Linked DNA regions of Homo sapiens: region 1 is linked to region 2. The links are chromatin contacts, found by Hi-C or POLR2A ChIA-PET in ENCODE. All regions are on one chromosome and are shown on one strand. Each heading gives the region's core, a stretch centred on a gene start or an enhancer-like site at or near the end of the contact. The rest is flanking DNA. Distances are from core to core; before and after follow the strand shown.

Evidence for each region. A loop is a pair of places that touch in the nucleus more often than their neighbours do. ChIA-PET counts read pairs that join two places held with the same protein, here RNA polymerase II (POLR2A). Pooled maps may share reads with other maps.
Region 1: a pooled map shows a loop between it and region 2 (2.0-fold over the local background). The contact joins two enhancer-like sites. A Hi-C loop is called at or near these places in 6 of 37 single-sample maps with no recorded cell type and 2 of 50 pooled maps. POLR2A ChIA-PET finds 5 or more read pairs at or near these places in 4 of 52 experiments (OCI-LY7, activated CD4-positive, alpha-beta T cell and activated naive CD4-positive, alpha-beta T cell).

Annotation. Positions count from the first base shown.
Region 1 is chr2:157,478,999-157,483,770 of GRCh38, reverse strand. The region is part of intron 3 of LOC105373712 (a long non-coding RNA gene); the gene reads left to right. Among named protein-coding and RNA genes, the nearest start is that of CYTIP, 37 kb to the right of the region's middle. RefSeq lists a silencer at 2,787-2,846 and enhancers at 3,007-3,056, 3,197-3,326. Within about 2 kb of position 2,935, at least 6 of the 41 ENCODE cell types and tissues checked have a DNase peak (open chromatin) inside an H3K27ac peak, as active enhancers do.
Region 2 is chr2:157,360,531-157,365,956 of GRCh38, reverse strand. No RefSeq gene overlaps it. Among named protein-coding and RNA genes, the nearest start is that of ERMN, 37 kb to the right of the region's middle. Within about 2 kb of position 2,241, at least 2 of the 41 ENCODE cell types and tissues checked have a DNase peak (open chromatin) inside an H3K27ac peak, as active enhancers do.

The sequences.
Region 1 (4,772 bases), core at 1,686-4,185, 120 kb before region 2:
CCCATGAAAAGTGTCATTGATATGGGGTAAAATGTGTGATATAATATGTTGAAAAAATACAATTTCAAAATTGTTTGAAGAAAATACTTTCAATTATGTTAAAATACAGTTCTGTGCTAGCCTTTCCAGTAATTTATGGCTTCAATCGAATTCATGACAAAACATCAGATAAAACCAAATTGAGGGCCATTCATCAGAATACTTGACTGAATCCAGGTCTTTCTTATTCGTAGCCCATGTTACTACTACTATAATGCGCTGTAAATCGGCTATACTGAGTGCCATCATTATTAATCTTGTATAGTTTGCTCTTTGATTTGAAGTCTCCTAATTATTATTAAAAATACAATATGGAGTGTATGTTTAGTGTCCTACTCCTTAATTTCTCACTTGTGATCACTTTAATGAAGTACTTCTCTTCCTAATGGTAATATCATATTATTTTGTTTACTTTTAGTAATGAGTTTGCTGAATATTCTGAATTTCCCTGGGGCATATATATGAAAGTAACTTTTTTTTTCAATTAAGCTTTGTCAAATTTCTCTTTTACTTGGGCAGATCCTGTGATCTTTTGGTTAGGCTTCTATAAAAAAAACAAAACCATAACAATTCAGTGTTAGAAAAGCTTCAATCTCAATCTAATTTAGAGCTATTGCCTCCAACATCACAGATCAGATATAAGGTGTCGGGAATAGAAGACGTGGGTGTGGTCTGCCTTCAGGATACTATCTCTCCTTCCCTCTTCTAGGGTTCCACAGTTTGTGGTGATTTGGGAAAGAAAAGAAAGGACAAGTCTCTCACATTTAATAGTGCAGCTGAAGTTTGTCCTCTGTAAAATTTTGACTGTTTATCTGGTTAATGTGGACTGGGAGGCAGAGGTCTCTATCTGGGAGTTTTCAGAAGCCCCTTAGGGACCTCACCACTGCACAGTCATTGATATCTCATACATGGAACACTCCCCAGCTCCTGCTGCTGAGATGTGCTTTCAATGGCCAATCCTTGTGGGTAGAATTTGTCAAGATAACACAAACCTAGCTACTTCTCCCAAGTTCACATGGCCTATGGAGATACACATGTGGGTTGCCCCAGAGCTGTGCTCTCTCCCTTTTCTAAGTCACTTTTTTTTCCCCTCAGTTCAGGTAGGTACAGTGGCTTGATTGGCAAGGCCACTGCAGGTGCAGATGTCAAAGCTAGAAATGTAATTCTGGCCTTCTCTTCCTATAGGCACTCCTTCCAGGCTTTAAGAGTGGTTCTCATGGCAGCCCCGAAGTTGGTTCAGTGGTGAGAGGCATGTCTTGGTGGAATAGATAGAAAACTGAAGTATTACTCCCTTCCCACCCCTACCAAGGCCACCTTACACCTCTAATCATTTCCTTCTTCTCTGTTCCCACCTCAGTCTTCCTTTCAGACTTGACTGGAGAGGGAGAAGGTCCAGTTTGGGGTGATGATTTAGAGCAGCAGAGCCTTTACCTGGTTGTGTCTTCGTAAGCCTTAAAGAAGGTGGTTAGCTCCAGTTGTTCTCAGTTCTCCAACTTCTCTATTTTAATATTGTGGCCTTAACTGCCAATTTTGGGATAACAGAAAAACTTGTACTCAGTAGCCTGTTACATTTGTGCACTTTGGGGAACAAAAATTGATATAAAATTGAAAACTTCTCATCTGCAACAGAAGCTGTCAAGAGAATGAAAAGGCAAGTCACAGACAGGGATACAATAATTACAAAAGATGCATCTGATAAAGGACTGTTATCCACAATATGCACAGAAATTGTAAAACTCAACAATAAGAACACAAACAACCTGATTAATAAGCGCGCAAAAGATTTGAACACACTTCACCAAAGAAGAACGAAAGATGGCAAATAAGCATATGAAAAGATACACAACATCATATCTCATTAGGAAATGCAAATTATTAAATGCCTAAGGTAGTCTTCTTTGGGTTAAATCTGCTTGGTGTTCTATAATCTTTTTTGGATTTGGATATTCATATCTTCCTCTAGGTTTGGGAAATTCTCTGTTATCCCTTTGAATGAATTTTCTACCTCTGTCTTTCTCTACCTCCTCTTTAAGGCCAGTAACTCTTAGATTTGCCCTTTTAAGGCTATTTTCTAGATCTTGTAGGCATGCTTCATTGTTTTTCATTCTTTTTTCTTTTGTCTCCTTTCACTGTGTATTTACAAACAGCATGTCTTCAAGTTCACTAATTCTTTCTTCTGCTTGGCCAATTCTGTTATTAAAAGACTGATGCATTTTTTGTATGCCAATTGCATTTTTCAGTTCCGGATTTTCTGTTTGATTCTTTTAAATTATTTCAACCTCTTTGTTAAATTTATCTGATAGAATTCTGAATTCCTTTTCTGTGTTCTCTTGAATTTCTTTGAGTTTCCTCAAAATAGCTATTTTAAATTTTCTGTCTGAAAGGTCACATATCTCTGTTTCTCCAAGACTGGTCCCTGGTGCCTTATTAGGTTCATTTAATGAGGTCATGTTTTCCTGGGTCGTCTCAATATTTGTAGATATTCATCTGTGTCTGGGTATTTATCGTAGTCTTTGCAGTCTGGTGTTTGTACTGGTCCTTCTTGGGAAGGCTTTCCAGATATTTGATAGGACTTGGATGTTGTGATCTAAGCTGTATCTGCTTCAAGAGGTACCTCAAGCTCAGTAACACTGTGGTTATTGCATACTTGTAGAGGTACTGCCTTGATGGTCTTAGACAAGATCTGGGAAAATTTTTTGTATTATCAGACAGGGACTCTTTTTCTCTTCCCTTAGTTTCTCTTAAACAAATGGAGCCTCTCTTTCTATTCTGAGCCACCCAAAGCTGGGGGTGGAGTGATACAAGCTCCCTTGTGGCAATCACCACTATGACTGTTCTCAGTCAGACCTGAAGCCAGCACAGTACTGGATTTCACCCAAGGCCTGTTGCAACCACTCCCTGGCTACTGCCTATGTTCTCTGCAATCAGCAAGTGGCAAAGACAGCCAGGCCCGTGTCCTTTCCTTCAGGGCAGCAAGTTCCCCCAGGCTCCAGGAAGGCCCAGAGGTGCCACCCAGCAGCCAGGGATTAGAGTCAAAACCCTTAGAAGTCTATTATACTGCAGCTGAGCTGGCATTCAAACTACAAGATACAGTCCATCTCACTCTTCTCTCACCTTTTCAAAGGCAGAGGAGCCTCACCTCTTGGCCACCGTCACCACAGGCCTACAGGGAGTACTACCAGACTACCACCAATGTTCCCTTAAGGTACAAAGTCTCTTCAGTCAGCTTGTGGTGAATGCTGCCTGGGTTGGGACTCACCCTTTAGGGCAGCGTGCTCCCTTCAGGCCCAGGGCAGGTCCAGAAATGCCATCCAAGAGCCAAGTCCTGGAATTGAGGACCCCAAGAGGCCTGCTTTGTGCTTTACAACCCTGTGGCCAAGGTGCATGACAAAGTCCCCTTTGCTTTTCCTTTCACTTTTTTCAAGCAGAAGAAGTCTCACCCATAGCCATCATGGCTGGGAATGTGCTGAGTCACCCAAAGCCAGCAAGTTTCAGAGTCTCCCCCAAGACCCTCAATGTAGTACCTGCATATTGCTGCTGGTTATTCAGGACCTAAGGGCTCTTCACTTAGCAGGTGATGAATGCTGCCAGGAAAGCGTCCTTTCTTTCAAAGCAATGGGTTCCCTTCTGGCCCAGGGTATGTCTGGAAATGTCATCTAGGATCTAGGGCCTGCGAAGGGGGCCTCATGACTCCAATTGGTGTCCTATCCCGCTGTGGCTGAGCTGGTATCTAAGATGCAAGACAAATTCATCCTCACTCTTTCCTCTCCTCTCCTCAAGTGGAAGGAAAAGGTCTCTTGTGGAGCTGTGAGCTATGCAGCCTGGCGTTAGGGAAGTGTTAATAGCAGCCCTGCCTTAGGTGCTGCAGTGTCTCAGTAGGTCACATGTCCCTCCAGTCAACTGTCTCTGAGCCCAGTTTAGCCCTAGGACTCACCGAGGAATTGTAGTCCTTGTGACCTAGAATGCCTTTCGAGTTTATTTAGAGCCCCAGAGCACTTTAGACCATGGTGGTGAGGCTTGTGGGAACTCAAGTTCTTACCACTGGGATTGATGAGAACTTAGCTGATGCTCCTTCCTTGGGTGGGTGATCAGCTAAGTTTGGACTGGTTTTCCTTTCTGTTATAACAACAGCACTGAGTTTAATGCCTCACAATTGCTGCACTCTCCCTCCCCCAGTTCATGGAGAAGCTTTCTGTACCATACCACTGCTGCTGGGGTGGGGAGGTGGAGGGGAAGGGTTATGTCTTTTTTTCTACTTTTTCAGTGCCCCTTTCAGCAATACAAAGTTAAAACCAAGTACTACGAGTGCTCACCTGATTATGGGTTCTTATGAAGATGGTTTTTTTGTGGGTAGATAGTTGTTAAATTGGAGTCCTTGGGGTTTGGGAGGGGAGCGATTGGTAGAGTCTTCTATTCTTGATCTACCTACCAGGAAATGTAAATTAAAGTGACAGGATACTACTATAGGCCTATGGGAGTGGCAAAAATCCAAAACACTGACAACACCAAATGCTGATGAGAATGTAGAGCAACAGGAACCCTCATTCATTGTTGGTGGAAATGCAAAATGGTACAGCCGCTTTGGAAGACAGCTTTGCAGTTTAATGTAAAACTAAACATACTCATACCATAGAATCCAGGAATTGGTCTGCTTGGTATTCTCCCGAATAAGTTGAAAATTTAAGCCCACACAAAAACCTATACATGGATGTTTATAGCAGCTTTTTTCATAA
Region 2 (5,426 bases), core at 992-3,491:
ATCCCATGCTATTCTTCCACAAAATACAAAGAATCCTGGGCATTATCCCTGTGATACAAACACAGATTGCAGACTTTTTCTCTTATTTGTTACTGTTCACCTCCACAAATACAAAGCCTTGACAAACATAATGTGATTATTTCAAATTCTCTTCACAAAGAGTTTAGACCTTTGCATTGCCTGGCAGCCTGGTAAACTGCTCCTAGATTAGCCAACAAAGAAGATAAAAAGAAAGAAAGAAAGTGAAAAAAAAAAGAGAGGAAAGGCCTGAAGTGTAGTGGCTCAGAGCTTTAATTCTCTGCCGTTTTGCTTTCAGTGTTCATAAAGATTGGCTCACTCGACTCATCTTTCACTAAGAGAATTAACTTATTGAACCAAAAGATTAGGTTCGGATTTTTCTTCCACTGAGGAGCTCATTAGAGCTTCTAAGTATGCCTCTCTTGAGAAGACTCAGTTTAAATTTTTCTATTAACAGAGACACTTCATCAGTCTTGGCCACCTTTTGAACTCATTCAGTTCAAAACTTCCGCAGTTCAAAAGTACACAGAAGCTGATAATTAGAAATGCACACTTTTTGCACTTTTCAGGCATATTTCAGGCCTTTATCTTCTATTTTTTTCATCATCTTTGCCTTCACATTTTCTTTTTTACTTTTATTTTGTTTTCTCTGCATTTTTTACATCTCTGCTGACCAAATTTTATTAAGATTAGATAATATGTTGGTGGGGCTTAGTGAAAGAAACACTGTGCAAAATCTATGGTCTTGTGTAAAATGTAAAGACAGAACTAGTCTGTTATAAGAAGGAGATGGAAAATTTTACATACCCTAGGATCCCTGGTCTTCCTACAATGATAACAAAAGCTAGAGACAATATTTACTTTTGTTCCTACAGGGGTCACAATGCAGTGCTTCATAATTCTCTCATATCTGGTCAATGCTTCCTCATTCTCCAACCTTCTGCTGTGTAGATACTCCTTATTTTTAATGTTACCTTTGAACTCCTACCATGAAATGCAGTGAGCACCATAAGATAGACTGAGAAATAAAGTATGGAAATTGTTGCCTTGATTCCTTTTTTTATTTTGTAAATCACATCAATCAGAGGAGCACATTGGTTTTACCCCTATAGTATATACTAAATCTGACCACCATTTTTGCTACTCATCTGCCTGCAATGGTAATCTAAGTCATCAGCTGTTTTTGCCTATACTACTGAATATTTCAAATACCTAAATGATTTGCCTTCTTTCATTCCTATTTCCACCCCCATCTAACCAGAGTAAGCTTTTAAAATATAAATTAAATCATATCACTTCTTTGCTTAAAACTCCCCAATTGCTTCTCTTTGAACTTGGGTTAAATCCATTCACTTCCACAATTATTCTTGAGGGATCTGTCTCTTGCCTACCACAGACCATATTTCTTGTATTCTTGAGGGACCTGTCTCTTGCCTACCACACTGGCCATATTTCCAACCACACTCTGACTTCTGTGCTTCAGCCACACTGGTCTCTTTTCTCTAAACGTGACATGCTTACCATTGTGGTTCCCTGTTCTATAATTGTTCTTCCTGCCAGGGTTCGATTGGCAGGCTTCCTCTCATTCAGTTCTTCACTTCTTAGAGAGCTTGTCTTAGTTACCTAATCTAAATAAGCTCTTCCTTGTCCCCATTTTCCTTATTCAGTTATCATTAATTTTCTTTACAACTCTCATCTCCATCTGAAATTATGTATTAATTTATGTCCTTGTTTACTGTTTGCCATCTTAAAACAGAATTGTAGGTTTATTCAAGCATTGTACTCATTTATCTTGTTGACTGCAGTATCCTGTGTCCTGAAAACAGTGCCTGGTACTTTGTGGATACACAATAAATATTTGTTGAATGAATGAATATCCAAAGAGAGTCATGCATTGAGAAAAAAAAGAAGATATGTGGCATCTCCTACTTAGATCATGAGATCTTTATGAGTTAGCCACAGCAGGAAGATTTGTTTCAACCCAGTCTATGTTATGAACATAAAGATATTTAAATAACTCATCCTCATGTCATTTCAGTAACCAAGAATTTACTGCAGCTTTTCAGCTGCTCAGTGAAATGATTCCCAGAGGCTAAATGTGTAACACATTAAAATAAACATTTTTTTAAAACACCTTGGATGTGTGTATGACAAAAACCACACAGGGCATCTATTTTTAGAGTAATATGTCACGTGATGCTTAATTATTATCTCTGCTTATGCCAGAGAACAAGAAGTGTGTCATGACAGTCTCCTGGGTGTTTCCCCTAGGATTTCTTGTCTAAGCTGTAACTCAATTTGGCTTGCACCGCTTAATATGAAATATAAAATAATTGGTGGTTCTATACTTATGAGTCATTCAGGAAAATCAAATGGTAGAAAAAGTTGGGGAGAGAAAGAGGAGAACTGAGGAAGAAGAGCTAAATGGTAATAAGTCAGTCACCTAGGGGGATGCTGAAATTTTTTTGCCTACTTGAAAATTTTTAATGTTTCATTTTCTTCTGTGCACCAAACAGGTACTCTATAGTTGTTTGAAAAAGTCTATTTTGCTAACTGAGGAAGACAAAATCAATGATTTAAACTGCTTCTGGATTATTGGTTAAGAGTATTATAAAGATTTTTCAAGTTAAAAAGAATTAGCATACTGGTAAAATTTAATTTCCACACCTTGAAAGTCAAGTGATAATTTCTCAGTTTTTCAAATGGGGAAACCGAGTCTCAGACAAAGAGATTTGCTTAAATTCAGCATGTAAGAGCTACGGTGGAATATGTAAAACACTTAGTTATGTCTGTATATGTTTATATCTTATTGTCATTTCTCTTTGATCTCACTTATTAATAAAGGGTCTGGATTAGGGGTGTCTGTTGGAAGAAGTAATAGTATTTCAATTAGGCTGTATTAGTTTGTTCTCACAATGCTATAAAGAACTGCCCAAAACTAGGTAATTTATAGAGGAAAGAAGTTTAATTGACTCACAGTTCTGCATGACTGAGAGTGGGGGGTTCAGGAAACTTACAATCATGGTAGAAGGGGAAGCAAATATGTCCTTCTTCACATGATGGTTGGAAGGAGAAGAATGAGAACCAAGCGAAGGGGGAAGCCCCCTTATAAAAACATCAGATATCATGAGAACTTGCTCACTATTATGAGAATAGCATAGAGGAACCGCCCCCATGATTCAATTACTTCCCCCTGGGCCCCTCCCATAACACATGGGGATTATGGGAACTACAATTCAAGATAAGATTTGGGTGGGGGTGCAGCCAAACCATATCATTCTACCATTGGCCCCTCCCAAATCTCATGTCCTCACATTTCAAAGCACAATCATGCCCTTCTAAATGTGCCCCAAAGTCTTAGTTCATTCCAGTATTAACCCAAAAGTCCATGTTCAAAGTCTCATCTGAGACAAGGCAAGTCCCTTTTGCCTATGAGCCTGTAAAATCAAAATCAAGTTAGTTACTTCCAAGACACAATGGGGGTACAGGCATTGGGTAAATGTTTCCATTCCAAATGGGAGAAATTAGCCAAAACAAAGGGGTTACAGGTTCCATGCAAGTTCAAAATCCAATAAGGCAGTCATTAAATCTTAAACTTCCACAATGATCTCTTTTGACTCCATGTCTTTGACTCCAGGTCATGCTGATGCAAGAAGTGGACTCCCATGACCTTGGGCAGCTCCACCCCTGTGGCTTTGCAGGGTACAGCCCCCTCCTGGCTGCTTTCATGGGTGGCGTTGAGAGTCTGTGGCTTTTCCAGGCACAGAGGGCAAGCTGTTGGTGGATCTACCATTCTAATGTCTGGAGGATGGTGGTCTTCTTCTAACAGCTCTACCAGGCAGTGACCAAGTGGGGACTCTGTGTGTGGTGGTGTCCAATCCCACATTTCCCTTCTGCACTGCCCTAGAAGAGGTTTTCCATGAGGGCTCTGCCCCTGCAGCAGACTTCTGTCTGGACATCCAGACATTTCCATACATCCTCTGAAATCTAGGTGGAGGTTCCCAAACCTCAATTCTTGACTTCTGTTCATGCACAGGCTCAACACCAGGTGGAAGCTGCCAGGGCTTGGGGCTTGAACCTTCCAAAGCCACAGCCTGATCTATACCTTTGCCCCTTTTACCCACAGCTGGGGTGGCTGGGATGCAGGGCACCAAGTCCTGAGACTGCACTAAGCAGCAAGGCCCTGGGCCTGGCCCAGGAATCCATTTTTTCCTCCTAGGCCTCTGGGCCTGTAATGGGATGGGCTGCTATGAAGGTCTCTGATATGCCCTGGAGACTTTTTCCCCATTGTCTTGCTGATTAACATTCAGCTCCTTCTCTATCACATCACCAGGCTGCACACTTTCCAAACTTTTACACTCTGTCACCTCTTGAATGCTTTGCTGCTTAGAAATTTCTTCTGCCAGATACCCTAAATTATCTCTCTCAAATTCAAAGTTCCCCAGATCTCCAGGGCAGGGGGAATATGCCACCAGTCTCTTTGCATAGCAAGAGTTACCTTTATTCCAGTTCCCAACAAGTTCCTCATCTCCATCTGAGGTTACCTCAGCCTGGACTTCATTGTTCATATCACTATCAGCATTTTGGTCAAAGCCATTTAACAAGTCTCTAGGAAGTTCCAAACTTTTCCGCATCTTCCTCTCTTCTGAACCCTCCACATCTCTAGGAAGTTTCAAACTTTCCCACATTTTTCTGTCTTCTTCTGAGCCCTCCAAACTGTCCCAGCCTCTGCCTGTTACCCAGTTCCAAAGTTGCTTCCGCACTTTCAGGTATCTTTGTATCAGTGCCCCACTCTCTGTGGTACCAATTTACTGTGTTAGTCTGTTCTCACACTGCTATAAAGAACCCCTGAGATTGTATAATTTCTAAAGGAAAGATGTTTAATTGACTCACAGTTCCACGTGACTGGGGAAGCCTCAGGAAACTTACAAGCATAGCAGAAGGAAAAGCAAACATGTCCTTCTTCACATGATGGTTGGAAGGAGAAAAATGATGGCTGAGCAAAGGAGGAGGCCTCTTATAAAACCATCAGATCTCGTGAGAACTTGCTCACTATCATGAGAATAGTATGGGGGAATCCACCCCCAGTGATCAATTACCTCCCACCAGGCCCCTCTCATGACATGTGGGGATAATGGGAACTACAATTCAAGATGAGATTTGGGTGAGGACACAGCCAAACCATATCATAGGCTTTGTATTAAATATGATGCCAGTAAACCTATGCTTTCCATAAGCCCTAATATTTTTTATCAATATTAAGAAACAATAATGGCTTAGATCTATACATTCATGTAGTAGAACATTAGTGTTGGAAGGGACTTTTGAGATTTTATTTAACCTCTAATACAAAACAGAAGCATCTTCTAGAGTATTTCTATGAGATGGTGGTCCTGGATAGTCCATTT